Linked DNA regions of Homo sapiens: region 1 is linked to region 2. Evidence: chromatin loops called from intact Hi-C (ENCODE). Cell type or tissue: PC-3. All regions are shown on one strand. Each heading gives the region's core, and the rest is flanking DNA. Links, peaks and the distances in the headings are about the cores only.

The links. A loop is a pair of places that touch in the nucleus more often than their neighbours do. Peaks named below come from ENCODE experiments on the same cell type or tissue, not always from the same donor. Only the 100,000 strongest peaks of a DNase experiment are listed, where the experiment ranks them.
Region 1: a loop joins it to region 2, with 7 times the contacts of the local background. A loop is called at or near these places in 2 of 110 quality-filtered maps.

Annotation. Positions count from the first base shown.
Region 1 is chr19:43,337,499-43,345,831 of GRCh38, forward strand. No RefSeq gene overlaps it. Among named protein-coding and RNA genes, the nearest start is that of PRG1, 7.4 kb to the right of the region's middle. RefSeq lists a silencer at 5,952-6,141. In PC-3, for the core only: no CTCF peak of the experiment used is centred there; DNase peaks (open chromatin) are centred at 4,803 and 7,204; H3K27ac peaks cover 1,282 bases.
Region 2 is chr19:43,421,225-43,429,557 of GRCh38, forward strand. No RefSeq gene overlaps it. Among named protein-coding and RNA genes, the nearest start is that of TEX101, 11 kb to the left of the region's middle. In PC-3, for the core only: CTCF peaks have their summits at 4,597 and 4,614; a DNase peak (open chromatin) is centred at 3,587; H3K4me3 peaks cover 627 bases; H3K27ac peaks cover 855 bases.

The DNA.
Region 1 (8,333 bases), core at 96-8,095, 84 kb before region 2:
ATACCTAAATATCTCTCCACTTGGCGCTGGTGGAATGTGTCAGGATCCCATCTCTGGCTGATGGAAGTCTGTGAGGAGGCTGTGGGCTCTGCATCTGACCTGAGCTCCAAGTCTGCAGGGCAGGCCCTGGGGAAGGGGAGATGGATGGAAAGTGGGGAGTAAGGACAAGCCAGGAGCCCACACAAGGTGGAAGGTTTCGGGACCCACAGAACCTGCCTCTATTCTTGCTGCCTCATCTTGGTGGTGCAGGGGACCTGCAGGAGTGACCTTTGTCACAGAGGTCAACGCACACCTGGCTCAGGAGGTGGAGAAACTGAAGGAGGATTGGGGTAAAGGTGGAGCAGTTTCAGGTCCTGCTGCTGCTCCAGGCTGACCAGCCGAGCTAGCAGATGAGCAACACCTGGACCTGAGCCACGGAAGCTCCTGCCTGGATTTCCCCAGCATGAAATGCACAACGGCGGCTGCTTTGGGCAGGTGTGTCCCGCTCCCACCCTAACAGGAACCTACAGGGAAGAGAGTTCTGAGAGGTGTCGTTCAGCCTAGCCACAGTCATTGTCACCACACCCTCTTATGGGCCTGAGCACCCTTTTCTGTCTGCCCTTCCTGGGAATGAGAAGTCCCTGAGAGCGGGGATGGGTCTCATTCATTTTGGGGTCTTAGTATCATTCAGCATAGGGCTTGGCACAGAGCAGGAGCTCAGGGAGTGCACAGTGAATTAATGAATGATTCTTAAAGAGCCCCTACATTTAAGTAAGAAATCCATCCATTGAATAAGAAATCCATCCATCACAGGTTCTTCCTGTGTCCACCTGGGTGGGGAAAGATGGACTCATCAGTGGCCTGAAAGGGATCAAGTTAAGTCACCCCAAAATGTACCACGTTGGTATAAGGATTGTTTTGAGCTGAAGGCCATTGAGAATCAACAGATGCTGGAAGAGCACTGCCCTCTCCTTATCTACCTAGAAGCAGGGCATATATTTCCTTTTGGGAAGGTGTTTCCTCCCCAGACCATTAAGAAAAGCAACTCATCCTGGAGATGGCGAGTCCACACTGAGATGAGTATGCATAGACCGACCTCACTAACAGAACCTGCATCTCCATCAGTGCCCCAGGTATTTCCGGGTCACTGTCCCATGATGTATCACCCTTTGAAGAACAAGCCCCTTTCCTTTGTTAAAATGGTATATAAGCCCCACAAGTCTAGCCGTTTCATTTTTTCTTTTCTGTGAACTCCCATGCATGTAATAAAAATTCTCTGCCCTTTCTGTTGTTAATTGGTCTTTTGTTAGTTTAATTCACAGGCCTCCAGATACTGAACCTAAGTGGATAGAGGAAAAGCATTCCCTCCCTGAAAGGCAGTTTTCCAGACTAACAAACAAATGTCATAAGTATGTACATCTTCCAGAAAACGGAGTTGTCTAGTTACATAGTATGCCCTGGGCAATGGATTAATACATGTAACTTAGGCAATTCATCTGAATTTCAGATTTTTGAAGGCTAAGAGCTACCTTCACAGGACCAAGTGATGGTCTCTGGAGTCTGGGTGTTTTACAGAGCTCCATTGATAGAAATAATCTTTGCAAGAACATTGTAGGATGATGAATAGGATCTGCTTATATCTCAAGTTGTCTGGGAAGCGGGGACATTTGCTCCTTCTTATCTTGCTGGGATTTCTGTCACCAGCAGTTGGAAGGGACTCCAGTTTTAAGACAAAGGTTTACAGTTTCTTTGGCACCAAGAGCAAAAGAAGCATAAAACTAGGCAGAAAGGGGTATAATATTATCATGTTGAGAAAAGGAATATGGAAAATGTAACCTTTTGCATCTCCTGAGTTAATGAATCTATACTCTGAGAAGGGCAGAAATGAGAACCACCTCCCCATCTCTGCAATAAATTCCCTAGAAGGTTTGGATTTTAGCCAAGAAGTTTCTGCTTTCCTGGAGAATGTCTCTCAATTCAAACTCTAAACCCCAAAGCCAGAAAAGGCAAACGTTACCTTGTCTGGGCTTTAATCCAAGTTTTCAGTGGCTGGAAACACGGTTACACTCCTGGAGACAAGGTGGCCTTGGACACCCAGGAAGAGCCCTGCTCCCGGGCACACCTGGCCCTGGAGCCAGACCACCTGGGTTTGAACCCCAGCTCTGCACCTTACCAGCAGAGCTTCCTGTCTGGAAAGTGGAGATGATCGTGATATCACTGACCTCAGACTGTGGTTGTCTCAATTAAATTAACAATCCATGTTATGAGTGTACAAGTATCGGGCACAGAGCATTGACTCAATTAATACTGATCTGTAATGAATGGGGATTCATGCCAAGTGCTGATGATGTGCATGACATTAGTGCTGACTGCTGTAAGTACTGGAAGCCGTCATGATAATGAACAGTGACTTTCATCACAGTTCATGGGGTCCTTTGTGAAACATGAGGGGGCATTAAGCAGAAACAGCCAGCCCAGCCCTCTCCACCACCCTTTGAGGAGGTGTATCTATGCCTGGTTTACAGTGTGGAAACTGAGGCTCAGAGACGGGGACTGGATTGTGCACGGTCACCCAGTCATGAAGGCCAAGAAATGATGGATGGGATGCAGGCTGTGTGCTCAGCCCCCTCCCTGTGGAGCAGCTCAGGGGCGTGGGGCATCCAGTCGCCCTGAAGATGCTGCTCTTGTCTGTCTGCCTCTCTCTCTTTCCACCACACTAGGTCTCTGTTTCTGGCTCTGTCTCCTCTTCACTGTGTGTCTGTGGTTCACTTTGTGTCTTTTCATCTCTGTGTCTCCCTGTCTGTCTCTGTCTTTGTCTCTCTACCAATGGGTACCTTCTGTCTTTCCTTCCTTCTTTTCTTTTCTTTTCTCTTCTCTTCCTTTCTTCCTTCCTTCCTTTCTTCCTTCCTTTCTTCCTTCCTTCCTTCCTTTCTTTTCTTTCCAGAGTCTCACTCTATCACCCAGGCTGGAGTGCAGTGTCATGATCTTGGCTCACTGCAACCTCTGCCTCCTGGGTTCAAGTGACTCTCCTGCCTCAGCCTCCTGAGTAGCTGGGATTACAGGTGTGTGCCACCACATCCGGCTAATTTTTGTATTTTTAGTAGAGACAGGGTTTCACCATGTTGGCCAGGCTAGTGTCAAACTCCTAATCTCAAATGATCCGCCCGTCTCAGCCTCCCAAAGTGCTGGGATTACAGGTGTGAGCCACCACTCCAGCCTCTTCTTTCTGTTTCTGTGTATTTATGAGTGTCCTTCCTCCTGCACACTGTCTGTCTCTCACTCTGTATCTCTCCAGCTCTGTCCGTCTCTTTTTCTGGGTCTCTTTCCCTCTGTGTCTCTCTGTGCCTCCCTCTTTGTCTCTGTTCTGATTTTGTGTGGCCCCATCAGCTTGACTATGGTGGTGTCTCCATGTCCCTCCTCCTCCTCTCAGATGCTCTTTTGGTTCTGTGTTTTCCTTCTGTCTCTGTGTCCCTGTGGGGGTCTCAGGACCAGGACGAGGGTGAAGTAAGTGAGGTGTCTCTGCTGCAAAATCTAAGGAGACACCCAAATCCAGGGTTGCACAAGTGACCCCTTAATTTTTAGTCCTAGGCCCTTTCTCTCTCCCCTCACTCTCTCTCTTTTCTGGATTACAACACCATTGATTTTTAATCAAGAATCCACAAGCCTGGGTCCTCTCTTGTCTCACCCTAGTCCTGCCCTGCATCTCTCTATGGCTCACCTTCTACTTCTCCGGCTCTGGCTCTTGAGTTCTCCCTCTCTCCGTGCCTCTCCTCTCCCTCCATCTCTCTATGTTAGTGTCTCTGTCCCCTTCACTCTCTGTCTCTCTCTGTATCTCCCCTCTCCACCCCCGTATTTCTCTGACTCTGTCTCTCTCTGGGTCTTTATCATTTTCTCTTTCTCTCTCCATCCCTGCCCCAACTCTCTCTGTGTGTTTCCCAGTCTCTCTGTTTTCCCCTAAGCCAGGGGCTTCATGTTGTCCATCTGTATTGAGGTCTTGGGTGGCCAGCAGGGTTCTCTGCTTAGTGGGGGCTTCCCCTCAGTGCTTTCCATATGCTGTCCAGACTGGGGGTGCTGCAGCTAGAAAGGGAAGAAGGTTTCCATATTTCCTGAGACTGGAGTCACATCCTGTCACCAATGCACTCACCTGCTGACTAACCAGTGTACTTCTGGGAATTGCAAATGCATGAAATGGCACCCATTCTAGACTAGTCACGGCAGTGTTGGTGATGGTCACAGACCGGGAACGACCCTGACGTTTATCCATAGAGAACTGGGTCATGAGCCATGATCCACATCATGGATACTGGTCAGCTGTGGCAAAGAATGAGGTATCCTTCTGTCTGTGCACTGGGGAAGGTTTCCAAGATACACCGCACAGTGAGAAAAACAAGAAGCAGAACAGTGCACGGTGTGCTACCTCTTACATTACAAAGGAGGAAATGTAAAATTAATTTACAAATGGCCAATAAGCACATGAAAACATGCTCAACATCACTAATCATTAGGAAAATAAAAATCACAACTACAGTGAGATACCACCTTACATCCATTACGATGGTTGTTCTCAAAAAAAAAGAAAAACAGAAAAGAACAAGTGTTGGCGAGGAGAAATTGGAACGCTTGTGTAGTGTTTGTGGGTATGTGATATGGCGCAACCACTGTGGTCATTTCTCAAAAAATTAATCATAGACTTACCACAAGATGCAGCAATTCGGCTTCTGGTGTATTCCAAAAAGAACGGAAAGCAGGGGCCCCAGCAGATATTTGCACGTCTTTGTTCATAGCAGCATTATTCACAATAGCTAAAAGTTGGAAACAAGCCCAGTGTCCATCCGTCCGTGAATGAATAAACAAAACGTGGTCTATATGTACAAATGAATGGAATTCAGCCATAACAAGAAGGGTGGTTCTGATGGTGCTTCAACATGAATGAGCCTTGAGTTCTTTCTGCTAAGTGAAATAATCAGACTCAAAAAGACAAATTTGCATGATTCCACTTAACAGAGGTGCCTAACGTCATGAAATGCATAGACAGAAAATGAAAAGGTGGTTGTCAGTGGCTGGAGGGAGGGGGAAAGAGGAGTTGGTGTTTAATGGGCACAGAATTCCAGTTGGGGAATATGAAAAAGTTCTGGGTGGGGATGGACAGTGGTGGTGGTTGAACAACAACCTAAATGTACTTCCTGCCCCTGGATATACACTTAAAAGTGGTTAAAATGGGCTGGGCAAGGTGGCTCACGTCTAGTCCCAGTACTTTGGGAGGTTGTGGCGGGCGGATCACGAGGTCAGGAGATCGAGACCATCCTGGCTAACATGACAAAATACCCTCTCTATCTCTACTAAAAATACAAAAAATTAGCCGGGCGTGGTGGCATGCACCTGTAGTCCCAGCTACTCAGGAGGTTGAAGCACAAGAATCGGTTGAACCTGGGAGGTGAAGGTTGCAGTGAGCCAAGATCGTGCCATTGCATTCCAGCCTGGGTGACAGAACAAGACCCCTTCTCAAAAAAAAAAAAAAAGAAAGAAAGAAAGAAAAGAAAAGAAAAGAAAAGAAAAGAAAAGAAAAAAAGTGGTTAAAATGGTGAATTCTATGTTATATATATTTTACCATAATTTACAATAATTCCTATTGTTTTGCATAAAACAGCTGTAGAAAGCTTTGCAGGTCATGAACAGCACAGCTGGCCACTGGGGCTGGTGTGGGGCTAGGACCTGGGTGCACAGGGAACAGGTATGAGACACAGGCTCTTCATGCCTGCACACACATATGGATACACAAGGATGCAAATTTCTGAGCCATCTAAATACAACACCTATTCAAAAAATCAAACAGAAAAAGGAAATGAATGGAGCTGAAGGATGAGGGCAGGTGGGGCGGCTGCTCGGGAGGACTCTGGAGACCACTTCACCCAACATTCGAGGCCTCTCTTAGCAGCTGGAGCTCATCCGGGGGACTTAGGAGCTCTGGAAAGAGGAACAGGAGAGGGCCATGGCCGGAGGAGGCCTGAAAAAGATCATCTCTGCCACAGAGAAGATGCTGGCTCGGATACTGGTGTCCCCCGTGGAGGCAGGGAGACCCAGGGAGACAACTGTATTCATTCAAGGAGGAATGGGTGGTGGTGCAAACTTGGGTGGAGGCCACAGGGTGCAGAAGACAGGACACAGCAGAGATAGATGTAGGACATGGAAGGGACAGAAAGGAGTGATCACTGGACGTAAAGGGGCAAGGAAAGTGGAAGCATGAGAACATCTGCTGGGCATCCGGCTGAGAGGTTGGGTGTCCAGGGTGCCCTTCCCTGAGGGAGAACCCAGGACAGGAGCAGATTCAGAGAAAACCACCCAGCTCACTCCAGCAAGAAGCAGAAAAGGGACTGGTTAAAGGACAGGGTAGGAAGGTCACCAAGCTCCAAGGGCCCTCATGAAGCCAGCTTGGAGGCCACAGGGCCCAGGGCAAGGACCAAACCACAGGCACAGGACAGCTCCGGTCAAGATCTTCTGGCCACTGCAGGAGGCAGAAACCACACCCTGCACCCTGCACTGCTGAGGCTGGCCCTGGAGTCCAGAAGCTTCTACACCAGAAGCTTCTGTCCCCCATCCCCACTCAAAAAATTAAAAACAAAAAGCAAATCGGTGCCATGCACCCTCTGCTTCCTGGTGCTGTTCGGGATCCTGAGTCTTTCACGGGGGCACCTGATGGGGAAAGCCTGGACCCGTGTCTGTGTCCCTCCTGCAAGGAGTGCTGGGAAAATGAACTTTCCAGCTTCCTCCTTGGGAAGACAGAACATTCCCCATGTGTACTGGTGGCATTTAAAAACTGCACGGCAGCCAGAGAACATGGACCGTGTTCCACCAGGAGAGTTCCTGGAGGGATGTCCCGGTGCAGACGCCCGTCCCAAGGTGGGTATTTGAGCTGAGGAACTGAGAAGCCGGTTTCTGCCTAGAGTTAGAGATCCGACAGGCATCAGCACATGGAAGGGAGGGAAGCTACGATGCATCGAGGGTGGGAGATCAGATGAACCAGGAGAGGCAGGGCCCGGGAGGAACCCCGGGGAGCAGCCGCCTTTAAAGCCTGGGGGAAGTAGCTTCAGAGAAGGTGAGGTAGGTTGGGTGGGGGTTGCTGGAAAAAGATAATTAAGAAACAAATTTCTGCTCAGCCCAGAAACCCCCGTCATATCCGTAGAAGCAAAAGAAACCTGTCTTATGACTGAGTAAGCATTAAGCCAAAATGTGATGCAATCTGCTAAGAGATGACAAAGACAGAAAGAAATCCCACCTTTGTATCCAGCCAAGCAGGTGCAACCCGTTACACACGTGGTCTCCAGATAGACGGTGACTAGTTCCCAGTTGAGAGGACTCAACGGCACCATTTGTCACACATAGTTCATCCTAAATTCACCCAGTAACTGTGTTGATTCTCTGTGTGGTTAATTGGCTTTATCCACAGGAAAAACAAACCTCTCTTATCTATGACAGGAGGTAGTTTTGCAACTGGGAGTGAGATGCCCCCAGAACTGAGGTTCCTTCCTTCTCACAGAAACTGGGAGACAGGGGCGCTTTCTGCCCGGATGCCTGCCTTTCAAAGAGAGGGCTCCTATGGCCTTGAGGAGGACAGTTCTGGGTTGTGAGGCAGGCAAGATGCTTATGTATGCTTTAGAAAGCTTTACATACATCTTCAAGGGACAGAGAAAGAATTTTCAATTACACCTCTTCTAAAAAATAAATGCTCTCAAAGTCCAGCCTGGGCAACATAGCAAGATCCAATCTCCACACACACAATAATAATAATCAATTTGCTGGGCACAGTGGGATGTGCGTGTAGTCCCAGCTACTCAGGAGGCTAAGGAGGAAGGATCACCTGAGCCCAGGAGGTTAAGGCTGCAGTAAGCTTGGATGGCACCACTGCACTCCAGCCTGGGTGACAGAGGGAGACTCTATCAATGAATGAATGAATGAATGAATGAATGAATGAAGAGAAAATGATCTGAGTGAAAAGAGGAGAGTCTCTTTATCTTTTTGCAACAGGCTAAACAAAATTTTTAAAAATGTATATTTGCCTCACAGAGATTATTCCAGGAAAAGAAGTGGCCCTCAGTGTCAAAGGATGCAAAACTAACCTGTGAGTTCCTGGCAGGTTTAGCAATAAAGCAGGATGTTGCTGATCTCAGTACAAGCAATGTTAGAGAAAGGGGAAGATGGAAGTGGACATGGACGAGTGAGTGGCAGGTGACAAATGGAAGCAAAGAAACGTATCCAGACCACTGAAGATGCTTGACCGAGAAAAAAGAGGCGGTGGAGGGAATGGAAGCCCAAGGAAGTCATTTGTTGCAATAAGAGGCCTCAGAGCACGTGTAGGG
Region 2 (8,333 bases), core at 285-8,284:
CTATTGCCCACTCCTTTCCCCACTTTAAATATTGAAGTCCCCAGGCCGGGTGTGGTGGCTCATGCTTGTAATCCCAGCACTTTGGGAGGTCGAGGCAGGTGGATCACCTGAGGTCGGAGTTCAAGACCAGCCTGGCCAACATGGTGAAACCCCGTCTCTACTAAAAATATAAAAAATTAGCTAGGCATGGTGGCGGATGCCTGTAATCCCAGCTACTCGGGAGGCTGAGGCAGGAGAACTGCTTGAACCTGGGAGGCAGAGGTTGCAGTGAGCCGAGATCATGCCACTGCACTCCAGCCTGGCAACAAAAGTGAAACTTTCTCTCAAAAAAAAAAAAAAAAAAAAAAAATTGAAGTTCCCAAATCCTCTTTGGAAAAAGCACAGATCACAGATGTTCCTGTGGTTTTGTGTTTCTTTTTCCTGGGCATGTCCTAAACCTTAGCAAAAGAAACTAAAATAATTAAGACTCACCTCAATCATTTTTTTTTTATTTATACCACTCTCCTGCAGTTTAAGCGCTACTCTAGCTAATTCCTTATCTTTGTCCTTAGGTAGCCAGTCCCCATTGTGTCAGTTTGCTAAATCTCCCTAAAGAGGAAGAAGAAGCACACGAAAATCAAATTTTAACTGAGGGCCAGGTGCAGTGGCCCACACCTATAGTGCCAGCACTTTGGGAGGCCAAGGCGAGTGGATTACTTGAGCTCAGGAGTTTGAGACCAGCCTGGGCAACATAGTGAAACCCCGTCTCTACAAAAAATACAAAAATTAACTGGGCATGGTAGTGTGTGCCTGTACATAGTCACAGCTATTTGGGAGGCTGAGACAAGAGGATGGCTTGACCCAGGGAGGTGGACAGTTTGCTGAGGTCACGCCACTGCACTCCTCCTCCCTAGATGATAGAGCATGACCCTGTCTCAGAGACAGAGAGAAAGAAAAAGGAAGAAAGGAAGAAAAAGAAAGAGAGAAAGAAAGGAAGGAAGGAAGGAAGGAAGGAAAGAAAGAAAGAGAAAGAAAGAAAGAAAAGAAAAGAGAGGAAAGAAAGAGAAAGAAAAGGAAGGAGTGACAATGCCAAATTCTGGAGAGGAATTGAGAAACTAGATCTCTCATATATTGCTGTAAGAATGTGAAATGGTGCACCCACTCTGGAAAATAGTTTGGCCATTTATTTAAAAACTAAACACACACTTACCATCTACCCAGCAGTCATACTGCTGAGCGTTCATCCACAAGAAATGGAAACTTAAGTCAACACAAAATCATGTATGTGCTTGTTCTTAGCAGCTTTATTTGTAATAGCCCAAAATGAAAACAACCAAAATGTCTTACAGTAGGTGAATGTTAAACTCCACAATAGAAAGAAACAAACTATTTATACACACAGAAACTTGGCTGGATCTCAATGGCATTATGCTGAGTGGAAAAAAGTCCATCTCAAAGGTCATATATGTACTATATGAATCCATGTATATAATATTCTTGAAATGGCAAAATCATAGCAATAGAGATGTATTTTATTTAACTGAATGGTATATCCAAAATATTACCATTAAACATGTAATCAATACAAATTTTAATGAGCTATCTTACATTCTTTTTTATACTAAGTCTTCAAAATGTGGTGTGTATTTCACAATCATGATACATCTTAATTTGGACTTGTTACATTTCAAGCATTCAGTATCCACATGTGGCTACTATATGATATAGTGGCTACTGTATTGTACAGCACAGATCTAAATAACATAAAATGCCTCTTCAAATGGATGGCTCTTTTTTATCGTGATGTTTATTTTATTATTGAGTTTTGAGTATGTTTCATATTTGCATATTACAAATGCAAATTCCTTAACAGGTATATCATTTTAAAATATTTTCTTCTACTCTGCCTTGTCCTTTTCTTCTCTTAGTGTCTTTCACAGAGCACGGTTTTTTTTGTTTGTTTGTTTGTTTTTGAGACGGAGTCTAGCTCTGTCGCCCAGGCTGGAGTGCAGTGGCGCGATCTCGGCTCACTGCAACCCTCACCTCCCGGGTTCAAGCAGTTCTCCTCCCTCTGCCTCCTGAGTAGCTGGGACTACAGGCTTACACTGCCATACCAGGCTAATTTTTTGTATTTTAGTAGAGATGGGGTTTCACTGTGTTGTCCAGGCTGGTCTCGAACTCCTGAGCTCAGGCAATCCACCTGCCTTGGCCTCCCAAAGTGCTGGGATTATAGGCATGAGCCACCGCACCCAGCAGAGCATGGGTTTTTAATTTAATGAAGTCCAATTTATCAACTTTATGAAATATGCTTTTAGTATTATATATTATACATTAGCCAAGTTTGTTATTGCTTGTTTGTTTGTTGTTGTTGTTGTCACTGCTATTCTAAGTCGTTTGCATTTCCAAATGAATTTTAGAATCATCTTGTCAATTACTACAAAAATCCTGCAAGGATTTTGATTGGGATTGTTTGAGGAGAATTGACATCTTAACGTTAAGGAAACAGGAGCATAGGAGAGCCAGGGTGACACCATTTTAAAATCAACCCTGTCGTAAAACTAGCAAGGTACGCTCTTTGCCAATCACAACCCACGGTCATAAGATGTTTACAGCTAAAGAAGCAGTTTATTAATGCCTGCAAGGACAAACTCCTGTGACAGAAGAATGTCCAGATGTCCCAATATCACATAACAATATATACTTTCAAGACAGAGTCATGCTTTGGTGTACTTATGCACTAAAATGCCAAGAATAACTTTTATTTATTTATTTATTTATTTATTTATTTATTATTTTTGGAGATGGGGTCTCGCTCTGTCACCCAGGCTGGAGCGCAGTGACATGATCTCAGTTCACTGCAACTTCTGCCTCCCCGGCTCAAGCAATCCTCCCACCTCCCACCCCCACCCTCCAGTAGCTGGGACTACAGGCGAGAGCCACCACACCTCACTAATTTTTGTATTTTTTTTGTAGAGACAGGACCGCACCGTGTTGCCCAGGCTGGTCTCAAACTCCTGGGCTCAAGCGATCCTCCCACCTTGGCCTCCCAAAGTGCTGGGATTACAAGCATGGTCCACTGCACCTGGCAGATAACTTTCCTTAAATCAGCAAAATAATAAATTTTGTCATGCTGTCAGCCCACTCACACATAGACATAACTTAGCTTAGCTTTTATATAGATAAGACCCCTGTATAAGAAGAGTTTTTAAAAAAGGACAATGCGGCCGGGTGCGGTGGCTCACGCCTGTAATCCCAGCACTTTAGGAGACTGAGGCGGGCAGACCACGTGAGGTCAGAAGTTCAAGACCAGCCTGACCAACATGGAGAAACCCGGTCTCTACTAAAAATACAAAATCAGCCGGGCGTGGTGGCGCATGCCTATAATCCCAGCTACTCGAGAGGCTGAGGCAGGAGAATCGCTTGAATCTGGGAGGCAGAGTTTGTGGTAAGCCGAGATCGCGCCATTGCACTCCAGCCTGGGCAACAAGAGTGAAACTCTGTCTCAAAAAATAATAATAATAATTTTTAAAAAGACAGCGCATTCTTTCTCTTGCTTTCTGAGGCAACCCTACTGTGTAACTAATGAGCAACTCTGTTGCCACCGCACTCTGTGACTCACCTTGAATTCTTTCTTGCATAAGATCCAAAAATCCTCTCTTGGAGTCTGGATCAAGACCCCTTTTTCCAGCGACATTAATAATACTGTGTCTTCTTCCCCATTCATACCATATATCTTTTCATTTATTTCACAACAGTGCTGAAATAAATGAAAAGATATATGCTATGAATGGGGAAGAAGACACAGTATTATTTCACAGTGTGAAATTTCCTTCAGCATTGTTGTGCTGTTTCCAGTATACAGGTGTTGGCAGGGATATAGAAAAACTGGAATGCATATATTATGGGTGGGCACCTGCATGAGATCCCAAGAAACAGCAACTAGGCCAGGGTGACTGGAGCAGAGGAAATGAGGAAGAGCATCTTAGGAGATGTGGTCAGAGGTAACGGGAATACAGATCTCAGGGAGCTCATAGGCAACTGCACTGACTCTGGCTTTTATGCCAGGTGAATTTGGAAGTTGTTAGAGAGTTTAGATCAGGCTAGGTGTGGTGGCTCATGCCTGTAATCAATCCTAGCACTCTGGGAGGCCAGAGTGGGAGGATAGCTTGTGTCCAGGAGTTTGAGACCAGCCTAGGCAACATAGCAAGATCCTCATTTCTACAAAAAATTTTTAAAAATTAGCTGGGCATGATGGCATGCACCTTTGGTCCCAGCTGCTGAGGAGGCTGAGGCAGGAGGACTGCTTGAGCCTGGGAGGTTGAGGCTGAAGTAAGCTTTGATCCCACCACTGCACTCTGCCTGGGTGACAGAGTGAGACTCTGTTTAAAAAATAAAGAAAGACAGAGAGATTGAGGGAGGGGAGAGAGAGAGAAAGGAAGGGAGGAAGGGAGGAAGGAAGGAAGGAAAGAAGGAAGGGAGAGAGGGAGGGGGCAGTGCAGAGGGAGGGAGGGGAAAAGAAAGAGAAGAGAAGAGAAAAGGAAAAGAAAAGAAAGAAGAAAAAGTTAGTTTATGTCAGGGTGTGATACGATGTTTTGACTTCTCTTGTCTAAGGAGCCCTCTAGCTGCTATGTTGAGAATAGTCTGGAGGAAGACAAAATTGGCAGTGGGAGACCCACTAAATTGCTGTTTGCCACGTTTTTAAAAGCTGAATAGCTTAGATCAGTAGTTTAGGAGATCGACAAGACTTGTTTTCTGGTCACAACGCTGCTGACTAAAACAGGATTTAGTCCAGACAGGATAAAGTGAAGAAACTGGACAAAACCAGCAGATGACAGCAAAAGTGACCCTAGCTGCCCTCATTGCTCATTAGCTCAAGACACTGCCCCCAGCACCATGACAGTTTATAAACGCCATAGCAACGACCCAGAAGTTACCACCCATTTCTATGGCAATGATCTGGAAGTTGCTGCCCTTTTCCTGGAAACTTGTTAAATAACTCACTCCTTAATTTGCATTAATCCACACCTTAATTTGCATGTAATTGAAGTGGCTATAAGAGAATATAAATGTAGTTGCCAAGGGTTCACAGGTTGCCAACTCTGGGCACACTGCCAATGAGTTATCCCTGCTCAGCAAGGAGCAGTACCATTCAATAAAAGATTACTGCCTAATACCCGGGGCTCGCCCTTGAATTCTTTCCCGGTCAAAGCCAAGAACCCTCCCAGCCTAAGCATCATGTTGGGGGCCTGTCCATCCTGCATCAGTTTTTTTGTTTTGTTTTTGTTGCTGTTGTTGTTTGTTTTTGTTTTGTTTTGTTTTGAGACAGGGTCTTGCTCTGTCACCCAGGCTGGAGTGCAGCGGCACAAACGCAGCTCACTGTAGCCTCTACTTTCTGGGCTCAAGTGATCCTCCCATCTCAGGCTCCTGGGTAGCTGGGCCTCCAGGCACGCACCACCAGAGCTGGCTAATTTTTTTTTTAATTTCGTAGAAACAGAGTCTCACCATGTTACTCAGGCTGTGCTCAAACTTCTGGGCTTAAGCGATCCTCCCACCTGGGCCTCCCAAATTTCTGGGATTACAGGTGTGAGCCACTGCACTCAGCGTGCATCAGTTCTAACTACCAAATTGAAAGGAACTTAGAGGAGAAAAGAGCATGTTAAATGCCTGTGGGGATGGAACTAGCAAAATCCAGATTATGGAAGCTGCAAGACAATGACCTAACTTTGTCAAAACATAAATTTGAGAGAAGAAGAAAAAAAAGTAAGGGAAGCTATAGTTTAAGAGGAACTTAAACACACAAAATCAAATGCAATTTGTGGACCTTGCTTGGATCCTGGCTTGAATAATCAGATATAAAATAATACTTTTCTGATACAGCTAAGAAAATGCATTCATTGATTATTTAATGAGGTAGGTATCTTAAATTCTATTAGATATGAGAACTGAGATCATGTATTTCAACATGACTTACCTGTTTGTTTGACTTTCAAAAAAGCCTTGCCTGGAAGGATAAGACTGTAAAACAATAAAGAACTCATTGTTTGCTTCAGGAAAATAAAAAAAAAAAAAAATTTATCTAGGCAAACAATTTGCTCACCTGGGCATATAGCTCTCCTCTCAACACATGGCTCAACTGGGCAAAAAGCTCACTTATCAGACAATAGTTTGCTTCTCAAGACTTCTCTCAAGACCTCCATTCTGTTGTGTTCACCAATTCTAAACTATCGTCTCATACTTTTTATCCAATTTTATTTTATTTTATTTTATTTTACTTTATTTTATTTTATTTTATTTTATTTTATTTTATTTTATTTTATTTTGAGATAGTGTCTCGCTCTGTCGCCCAGGCTGGAGTGCAGTGGCATGATCTCGGCTCACTGCAACCTCCGCCTCCTAGGTTCTTTCCTGACCTCAGGTGACCCGCCTGCCTCAGCCTCCCAAAGTGCTGGGATTACAGGCGTGAGCCACCGCACCCAGCCCTTTGCCCAATTTTAGTCAGTTCCTTGCTTTAAAGAATTACCTCAAATACCCTTACATCATTTTCCCCTTTGTGACACTGTTGAGACACCACCGAACTTTGTTCTCCCTTGCTGCAATTGGCCTTATAAACTCTTACTTTGCGTGATCAATGGGTTTCTCTGGTAGTCTTTGCAAGAAAGTCAACCATTAATAGATACGCTGATTTCATGACATGTTTATTTTAATTTTTTTATTTTCTTGTAACTTTATCGTCACAGAATGTGGCATATTTATTTTTTAAAAGGGAGAGGCTCAGCGGATCCAGTGGCTCATGCCTGTAATCCCAGCACTTTGGGAGGCCGAGGCCGGTGGATCACTTGAGGTCAGGAGTTCAAGACCAGCCTGGCCAACATGGCGAAACCCCATCTCCACTAAAAATACAAAAATTAGCCAGGCGTGGTGACGCATGCCTGAAATCCCAGCTACTCAGGAAGCTGAGGCAGTAGAATTGCTTGAACCCGGGAGGCAGAGGTTATAGTGAGCTGAGATTGCACCATTGCACTCCAGCCTGGGGAACAGAGCAAGACTGCATCTCAAAAAAAAAAAAAAAAGGTTGGGGGAGGCTTATCTTTTTAAAACTATATATACAGAATGGCTGGGCATGGTGGCTCACATCTGTGTTCCCAGCATTTTCGGAGGCCAAGGCAGGCGAATCACTTGAGGTCAGGAATTCAAGACCAGCCTGACAAACATGGTGAAACCCCGTCTCTACTAAAAATACAAAACTTAGCCAGGTGTGGTGATGGGTGCCTATAATCCCAGCTACTCAGAAGGCTGAGGCAGGAGAATCGCTTGAACTTGAGAGGTGGAGGTTGCAGTGAGCCAAGATGGCACCATTGCACTCCAGTTTGGGCAACAGAGTGAGATTCCATCTCAAAAAAAAAAAGAATATACATATATATATATATATATAAAATCTCTACACACACACACAATACACACACAGACACACACACACACACAGAGAAGGATTTACAAATAAAATGAAATAATGTCTGAGATTTACTTCAATACAATATGGAATAGAGAGTAGGGAGAGGCATAGATGAAGTGAAACTGGTCATCATTTCGAGGCAATCATTATTGAAGCTGGTTGACAGCTACATGGGGTTCACTATAAGACTTTTGTCTGGCCAGACGTCGTGGCTCACGCCTGTAATCCCAGCACTTTAGGAGGCCGAGGTGGGTGGATTGCCTGAGGTCAGGAGTTTGAGACAAGTCTGACCTACATGGTGAAACCCAGTTTCTAATTTAAAAAATTACAAAAAAATTAGCCAGGCCTGGTGGCAGGCGCCTGTAATCCCAGCTACTCCAGAGGCTGAGGCAGGAGAATCGCTTGGGCTCGGGAGGCAGAGGTTGCAGTGAGTCAAGATCACGCCACTGCAATCCAGCCTGGGCAATGAGAGTGAAACTCCTTCTCAAAAAAAAAAAAGCTTTTTATCTACTTAGATATATTTCTGAAACAGTCCATAATAAATGAGTTTTATGTGTGCTACTCAGACCACAACATTGGAGTTATTCTTGATCTCCCTCTCCTATCCCATATCCAATCCTTTAGCATATCCTGTTGATTCTGCCTTTAAAATACCTCTAGAATCTGACCATGTCTCATAACCTCCGCTGCTTCTTCTCCAGTCCAAGCTGCCACCATTTCTCACCTTGATTATTGCAACAGCCAAGAGTCTCTATGCTTTGACCTTTCCCTTCCCACAATCCCATTCTCTTCTCGACTTAGCAGCCACAGTGATCCTTTTTTAAAGTAAGCCTAAACCCTGTCTCTTAGCCAGGCATGGTGGTGCACACTTGTAGTCCCAGCTACTCAGGTGGCTGAGGCG